Linked DNA regions of Homo sapiens: region 1 is linked to region 2. A link is a loop called in an ENCODE intact Hi-C map of the cell type or tissue named here. Cell type or tissue: IMR-90. All regions are shown on one strand. Links, peaks and the distances in the headings refer to the core of each region. The heading gives the core; the rest is flanking DNA. Region 1 overlaps LOC107986195 (a long non-coding RNA gene). Region 2 holds the start of LOC107986320 (a long non-coding RNA gene).

Region 1 (4,405 bases), core at 290-4,289, 490 kb after region 2:
ATTCCTATCACCTAGTGTCAGTGCAATGCATTACTCACATGTTTGTGGTGATGCTGGTGGAAACAAATCTACTGCACTGCCAGTCAAATAAAAGTCTTAGCATATACAATGATGTACAGTCGTTATGTACATAATACTTGATGATGATGTTACTGGTTTATGTATTTACAATACTATACTATTATCATTATTTTAGAGTGTACTCCTTCTACCTATTAAAAAAAAAAGTTACCTGTAAAACAGCCTCAGGCAGGTCCTTCAGGAGATATTCCAGAAGAAGGCGTTGTTATCACAGGAGAGGGCAGCTCCATGCATGTTATTGCCCCTGAAGACCTTCCAGTGGAACAAGATGTGGAAGGGGAATACAGTGATACTGATGATCCTGACACTGTGTAGTCCTAGGCTAACATGTGTGCTTATGTCTTTGTTTTTTAACATAATATCTAAAGAGTAAAAAATAAAAGTAGTAAAACTAGAAAAAAACTTATAAAGATATAAAGAAAGAAAATATTTTTGTACAGCTGTACAATGTGTTTGTGTTTTAAGCTGTGTTATTACAGGCGTCAAAAAGTTTTTAAAAATTTAAAGTTTATAAGGTAAAAAAGTTACAGTCCTGCAAGCTCCACTCATAAGTGCCCTACACAAGTGTGCCATTTTTTATCTTTTATACCATATTTCACTGTACCTTTTCTATGTTTAAATATGTTCAGTAACACAAATCCTTATGATTGTGTTACAGTTGCCTACAGTATGCAGTACAGGTATATGCCATACTGTACAGGCTTGTAGCCTAGGAGCAATAAGCTATCCCATATAGCCTAGGTGTGTAGTCAGCTATACCACCTAGGTTTGTGTAAATACATCCTATGATGTTTGCACAAATACATTCTATGATGTTTGCACAATGACAAAATCACATAACACATTTCTCAGAATGTACCTCTGTCATTAAGCAACTCATATCTGTATAATCATTTTCTAAGTTCTGCCATATTAATTTGAATACATTTTATAAAGCCATCATATTTGTCAGATCTCTGGGGAGTATACTTTGAAAAATCAAACCAATTTTATCCATATTATGTATATCTTTGGGAGTGGTTTTGCAATCCAGGATTTCTCTTGCCCATAGTGTCATTTACTTGGCAGCACACAGTTGGGAGTCACTTGTGCTTTCCATGGTCATATTTAATGAGCATATGGATGGCAACCTTCATCTGTCCTGGCTCAATGTCATCCCTCAATGTCATCCCTCCTTCTTTGTATTTTGATGCCCCAATAACTAAGTCTACCTACTCCTGTAAGTTTCTCTGTTCTTATCTGCTATACTTTTTTCTATCAGTTGCAAAGATTTAATATACAAGTTCTATTACAACACCAACAAAACACTCATTTTCAGCCGAAAGAAAAGCATTAGCTGCTGAGGCTGATAAGTAATTAAATGCAAATTACAGAAAGCTGGCATAGCCAAGGAGCCTTCAAAAATGCATGTTGTCATTTGCAGTGTTGTCCCCAATACCCTGCTAACTAAAAAGCTTCTCTAACGCCAACTGGAGTTTGAGCTGAGCTGTCAGTCTTCTTAAAGCCAAGGATGAAAGAAATAAATTCTGTAGGTATATCAGATATTTAGTCTAGGTCTTCTCTCATCCCCTCTCTGTATCTCTGGTTAAGATAATCTAGATGAGATCAGATCAGAGAATAAGAAATTCACCCTATCAGGACCATTTGTTGAGTCTGTCTTCCAAAGTGCTAAAGTAATCTGAGACTTCTCAATCAATTTCAATCTTGAGACATTTTTGGAACAAAATTGTGGAAAAGGAATTGATTTGGTTCCTTCCTCAAGTTCTCCTCCAGTCTCTTGAGCCAAAATGATCTTTCATCCAACTATTGAAAGAACAACTTAACAGTTCTTTGTTATCCTTTCCACTTTTTTAGTTGTAGGTGACCACAAAAGAAATCATGATTGCACTAAGGAAATAGAGATTAAAGTGAAATGATGGCAGCTCTACAGAAAGCAGTGACTGCACTTCACTTTGCAGTGACTGCATTCCTTTGAGCCTTCTCAGCCTTCTCATCTGCTGCCTTTCATGCTTGGGGAAATTCATTTGTGAGTTTGGAATGTGAAACAAAATCTAAACTTCACTAAAATGTTATAATGCTTTGGTTTAGCCAGCGAACGTTCTCTTTCACTTCAATCCTGTTTAAATATCCATAGCAACTCTACCTTCGCAAATAGAAACTAATTCACAGATCACTGCCTTAGCTTGCATGGAAGCACAGCCTTAAAGAAGCCATAAACATTCTAATTAATAAATTAAAGTATTCCTTTGGTGTTATTATCAACGGTATACATCTGCTTCACTTACAAAAGCAAGTTAGCAATAAGTATTTACAACATTTGAAAAAAATCTGGAAATGTGTAATGCATTTGGAACCAAATGTAAGCCCTTGAAATTTGGTTAATTTTGTTCTCACTGTGTGAAATCCAGTAAAGGTCAAATCAGATTTGGGGGAAAAATTATACAAATTGGCTTCCCTTGTGATTATGCATAGTCTAGAGAAGCCCATACAAATCATGCAAAAACACATCAAGGGATTGTTTCCTTTTAATCTTGGTATAGCAGTAGTTACCTCTATACTTCCTGGGCTTTAGAATAATCTGTTAGAGGTCTAGTACAGGACCTAAATATCTAGATTATTACAGACAAAATATTCTGATGGTTTTCAAATACTCTCATTTTATCTGGATGTTTCAATAAGTATTAATACAATCATAGGCTTATCGTCCCCAAACTAAAAGAAAACAAAAACAAGGAAAAAGCCATTACAATTTCTCCTGGACTTCATTTTAAAACTACTTATTTACATGTCTCTGAGCCCTTTCCAGTATGTCCAAATCTGCTGTAAGTTTTAGAAATAATACTCTCACTAAAATCAGTATTAAGTGTAGCAAGAAGAAAATTATCATTCCAATCAAGGATCTATTATTAAACACAAAATTTCCCAAAACAATATGATTGTAGTAGTTATAGATACTTATGCAATTAGAAACAAGACCTTATAAACATCTTAAAAGACATTTTACTTATGTTGCTGACTTCTATAATTTGTAAAATAATTTAGGCCATGTAAATTTCTAATATTTCACAGTGCTTTACTTGTGTGAAGAATCTAAAGAGATCAGATTTCCAGAATCTCAGAGATCTGGTCCCACCCTATTATTTTACACTGTGCACTAAGACAAACTGTGTCTTGCCAATATCGCAACATTGGACTGGAGTCCTGCACTCTTTAGGCCCCAACTTAGTGGTCCAAAATTACTGAGGTATTGCTACTAGGGCCACAGATTCTGCTTCCTAATAGCGGGTGATAATGGAGCCATGTTTACCCTTCAACACCATCATACCACATTTCAACCTGCAAAGAAACCCTACTCCTGTGAGAAATAGAAGAGACAAGTGTGATGCCATATTTGACTCACCAGTACTGTCTTGCAGGCCCCTGAGCAGCGTGCTCTGGCAACGAATTACTGCTCCTTTATGTTGGAGCTTTCTCACCGAACAACCGACATGGTGTTCACTCTGAATCCTTGGCCCCAGACACCTACAATTTGAGAGAATCTTCCACAGGTTGTTTAGCTCAGAGGTCCTCAAACTCAGTGTGGAGAGAAGCCATATTGAAATATCTAGAGAAATTTGAAGGCAATGCAGACTCCTATGATGGGGAGAGATTCATGCTTTTCTCTCACTAATTAAAATGCTGCCCAGCCACATTAAACACCATCTATCTATTAAAGAAAGCCTTAGGAGCTTTATCATGTAAAGATATGTTAGGTTAGACAACATGGCAAGCTCTCAGCATTCACAGATTTAACATTCTTGGTTTTACCAACAGCAAGTAACTTCGAAGGGGAAAAATTTGAGCTGGACATGATGCAAGTGTAATGCTTATAACCTCATCATCCACAGCGCAACTTACATCTATTATTCTCTACTTGTGCCAACACAGTACAGATCAGATCATGAGGTGATATAAATTTTGTTTTCCTGTGAAAAAATATTCCTCAAAAGAGAGGGAGTTGCTAGTGCTAGAAGCAGAAATGAAAGAGAATGTGGAAGAATCTAAGTTCTGCATCTTAGACTATAAAAAGTTTTATGGGAGAAATAATTCATTACTGTGATATTCATCAGTTTGAGTATTTACAAAGCCTTCCCATGTCTTCCTCTTGAATTTGAAGAGTCTGTTGTAAGCCTAGAATTTTATAATCATCATATAATACCTCAAGCAAACTATTTATGAGACTGAAAATTTAGGAAACCAAGCACAACCAATGCAGTCACCAAGTCAGCAAAGAGAACAGTCACAAAAATCAATGTTTTATGAGGGAACCACCACATAGAGATGG
Region 2 (4,405 bases), core at 106-4,105:
TTTAATCTCTGCCTTTAAAAAATGAAGGTCTTTCACTCTGAATTCCTTCAGTTGATTTATACCTTCCTTATCCTTTTCATCATGCTGCTGCCTCCCCAGGAATATTAAAAAGTGATTATTGGGCTTGAGCAACACCACAGGCTTCCTTTTGATTTAACAGTCAAATATACACAGGATTTCGTGATCATTTTAAAATTACTTGTAAACTGTATTTATATGCTAAGCTCTTGAAACTGAATAAGCAGCTTCTTGGCCTTGAAAGGAGATTGATGCCACTGTATTTTTTGTCACTTTAGGCAATATTACTTCGAGTGTTTATCGACTGTGGCCCTTACCCAACTACAGTTCATTTAGGCTTGAAAGGAGGCTCTGGAAATGGCACTATCAGTTCTTTTCTGTGTTACATATTCCTAGTTTACAAATAAGCTGACATTTATATTAATCAGTCCTCTAGAGCAACTGTAGCTGAGGAAGGGCTAATACATCATCCCCAAATTGCTACCCAAGTTCTATTCCAAAATCTTTATTGCTGCTGCTGATAAATGGAATAAAGCAAAATAAAAATTTGGAATTTTCAGTGTTCTGATAACTATTGGGAAGACGATGTTACGCAATTGTAGATAAATTTTGAAATCTGCATATATTTAAATAGTTTTGATGAACCAATAATGATGACATGTCATAAAATGCATATTTATCGTGTTTTCCCAGAAGATTATTTTAGATGAATATGAGGTTAATAAGCCCCCTTTTTGGCCCTGGAGTGGCTTCAGGACTCATTGCCCAAGTCTAAGAATGTACAAAACTATATAGCAATGATCAAACTACTTACTGATATTTGGGATGATATTCATTGGCTTACGTAGGCATTTTTCACAAAGGCTTTACATTTCAATTGTCTTATACGAAGTGAAATATCACAGCCAAAAGATAAAAAACCTTCTAACAGAGTCTGAGAAATGTAGGCTTGTTCCTACAGATCATAATGAAGGTAAGACATACAGTAGACTGGTCTTCAATCTTTTAGAGCACTGGAACTTGGGACTGTCTAATGATGTGAAAGCAGGATGCTTAAATCTGTCCATGAGCCTCTGAAACATCACCATAATTAAGTTTCAAGGCTGCACTCCATAGATCACTGAAACAGATATTAGGGTTGAAAAGGTCTCATTGATATGAATGGCACAAGCCATCTAGATGCCCAAGCAGAGATGACAACTTAAATATCATCCTTTGATTAACCCTGAAAGGAATACATCTACCGGGAGGGAGTGAGAGGCCACCTGAAAAAAAGAAAGCTACTGAAAAGTAGGTGGTTCTTCTGATGAAAAGCAGGCTAACAAAGAATAAATTGCAAGACAGGGCAGGAGAATAAAACACAAAGACAAAGAGATGGTATTGCATATATGTAAATACAAGGCCTGAAGGAAAAACAAACAAGCAAAAGAAGTCGTATATTAAACTTTAGGATGCACAACTCTTGTCACCAAGGTCTGCTGAATCTTCTTTCAGACTCCTTTGGGGAAGCTTGCAACTACTACTTTACCAAAATAGCACCTAACTTAAAAAACTATTTCCAGCTACACCTAAAGCTTCAACCTAGCTTCAACTAAAACTGCTTCATCCCACGCTAAGCATGGAGAGACAGGATCGTTATAAAGGAAACATCTAGACTGGAAACAGAGAAAGTCTTTATTTGTGCTTCAGTAGTTGCTTGTTTTTTCTAATATAAGCTTTGCAAACTTGAGCAATTTCTTTAACCCACCTGAACCTCAGTTTCCATTTGTGAGAAAGGTGCAATATTCCTGCTCATCTTGTGCATTAGTGAATATGAATGGGGATTTGAAAACTGCAGTATTGTGCAAACTGAAAATTATTGCTATTAAGAATCAATTTGTTCATAAAGTAATTTTTACTGGGAAGATATTATATATATTAGGAATACCAATGAGAATAACTAACAAATAACTTGATCTTTGGCTTCAACCCATGTCTTTAAAGAGAGTCATTGTATTTATTTCTTTTGCATTGGGTTGACACCTCTAGGTATACGGCCTGAGAGTCTCTCTGGAACCCAGGGACCTTGTGTCTGCAATTTTTAGCACTTGCCACCAGATGGCACAGTGTAGCAAGTAAACACCAACTGACTGCTCCTCAGGTAGGGAAATTGTGCTCCTTCAGCACAGGGAAAAATGATTTATGGAGACATGCTCATGATGGTTATTTTCATGCTGTGCACACTATTTTTAAAAAGCAATAAAAGTAGAATTCTATTGAAACGAATGTGCAAACAACCCATATATCAGGCCATATTTGTTTTCTGTGTCTTATGCATTTTTTTTTGTGTGTTTTTTTTTAAAGGGGTGAATGATTCTATGGTTAGCTCAGTGCCCAGCTTCTCAAGTGTTTCTGCTTTGAGTAAAAGTACTTATGTAGTTCAAGATGATCTTGTGTGATCATAATTGAATTTATACTATGTAGAGTTTGCTGAGTTTTGCTGTCTTTTCAACCTTAGAGGTGCAAATATTTCCCCATATGCCTTGCTTAAATAAATCTATTTTATTTATTTATTTTATTTATTTATCTTGCTGTCTACATTGTATATAATTCAAAAGAAATTCAGATGTTACTCCAGAAGCCTTCAATACTGTTATAAATCTGTTTTGAACTCTCTTGAAGCGGCAAGAAAGTGGCACCAGCATGGGTGGAGAAGATTTTTTTAAACAAGAGCAGCCTTTCCAAACTCTTTTCTGTTTCCCTCAAAACTTTGATCCTCTCCTCTTTCCTCTTACATTCCATATCTACTTTTCTTCCCCGCCTGCCTTCCCCCAAATAGCACCTTTCTCTCTTAGGTCTTAGTTTTTTTTCTAGTCCTTTCCAAGGTAATTTTCATCAGCACTATTAAACCTGAGGTGAGTGGTACAGCATACGATTCTTCTTAGGATGATTTTTTTCCCCTTAATGTGGCAATCTAAGTGGTTGCAGGTAACAAGTGACTAGAACAATCCAAGTTGTTGGAAGTTATGGTCATGAAAAGTCAATTAAGTCTTAATGTCATCCAGAAGTCCACTTTTCCCACATTGCCAAATTCATCAATCCTGGTGTTTAGGAATCAGCTCCTTCTGAACCATGTGAGCAATAGAGGGTTCCCCTCTTCTGGGCTCTGTCACAGTGCCCTATGATACGTTGCTTTACATGGCTTAATATCCTTTAATATGTGCATGTATCTCATGGCCTGATATTGTTTAAGAATGTGCTTGCTGCAAGTAACAGGAAAGCTAGTTAAACTTACCAAGGCCTAAAATATGGAGTTTATGTTTCATACCCAATAAGGAGTCTAGGACAACATGGGCAGCTCTACATTTCATTTGGAAAACTCTTTCATGATAACAAGATGGCTACATGAATGTCAAGCACAAGCCGAGTCTGCTGTTTCATCAGGAATGCTCATTATCCCCAGAAGCCCTGAGCAATTTCTACCCAAGTTTCATTGGCCAAAACTGGACCTGTGACCATTCTGGGTAGCAAGGGCAACTCGGATTGTGAGATGAGCTCTTAGATCAAAGGACCAAAAGACTAGGAAAGGGCCAGGTTAGCTAGCCAATCATCACTGCTAGATTCTCTGCACAAGAGACTGCCAATTAGCCTCCAACATTTGATAAAAGCCTCGAATTTTAACTGAGCACATGAGTTCCTAGAATAAGAGCCTCTCCCACCTTCTCTTGTAGCTCAGAGTGGCCACTTGACTATTCTTACAGAGAGATATAAATATAAATGTATATATGCAAGTCCAAAAAAAGCCATACCATTTTTGGCTTCAGTTTTTATTCTTGGCTTTCTTCTACTCTATTTCTCTTTCTACTGTCTCAAAATCAGATGTGGTGGCTGGAGAAACCATCATGGATTACATGGTGGGTCTTCAGAAAGAAAATTGCTTTTAGCAGGAAAACCAGACAGTAGGAATCTGGGTTGCTGACACAGTACGGAGGATTATATCAGCATTTGACTGTTTGCCTGGGTTTTATTAGAGAGAAATAAACTCCACATTGTTGTAGTGGGTTGAACTGTGGCCTCAAAAATATGTTTCCACATCTTAATTCCTGGGACCTGTGGATATAACCTTATTGGGGTGGGAGTGGGTGGGAAACCTTTGCAAATATAATTAAGTTAAGGATCTCAAGATGAGATCATCCTGAATTTTCCAGGTGAGCCCTAAATCCAATAACAAGTATTTTTATAGGAGTCTTACAAGGAGAGTCACACAGAAAATAGAGGAAGGGACGCAAACACACAGAGGAGATGGAAAGGTGCACAGGGAGCAGAGATTTGGGTAATACAGCCACGTGGAATGACGGAAGCCACCAGAAGTTGCAAGAGGTAAGGAAGACCTCTCCCTCAGAGTCTC

The links. Peaks named below come from ENCODE experiments on the same cell type or tissue, not always from the same donor. Only the 100,000 strongest peaks of a DNase experiment are listed, where the experiment ranks them.
Region 1: it touches region 2 in a loop (2.6-fold over the local background); 2 of 110 quality-filtered maps call a loop at or near these places.

The regions. Positions count from the first base shown.
Region 1 is chr4:148,774,822-148,779,226 of GRCh38, reverse strand. All of the region lies in intron 2 of LOC107986195 (a long non-coding RNA gene), which reads right to left. Among named protein-coding and RNA genes, the nearest start is that of NR3C2, 330 kb to the right of the region's middle. In IMR-90, for the core only: no CTCF peak of the experiment used is centred there; a DNase peak (open chromatin) is centred at 2,096; H3K4me3 peaks cover 341 bases; H3K27ac peaks cover 407 bases.
Region 2 is chr4:149,262,071-149,266,475 of GRCh38, reverse strand. All of the region lies in intron 12 of LINC02355 (long intergenic non-protein coding RNA 2355), which reads right to left. It overlaps LOC107986320 (a long non-coding RNA gene), which reads left to right and starts at 2,051. Exons shown (of 4, transcript XR_001741885.1): 1 at 2,051-2,158; 2 at 4,241-4,377. In IMR-90, for the core only: a CTCF peak has its summit at 2,115 (motif pointing right); a DNase peak (open chromatin) is centred at 2,135.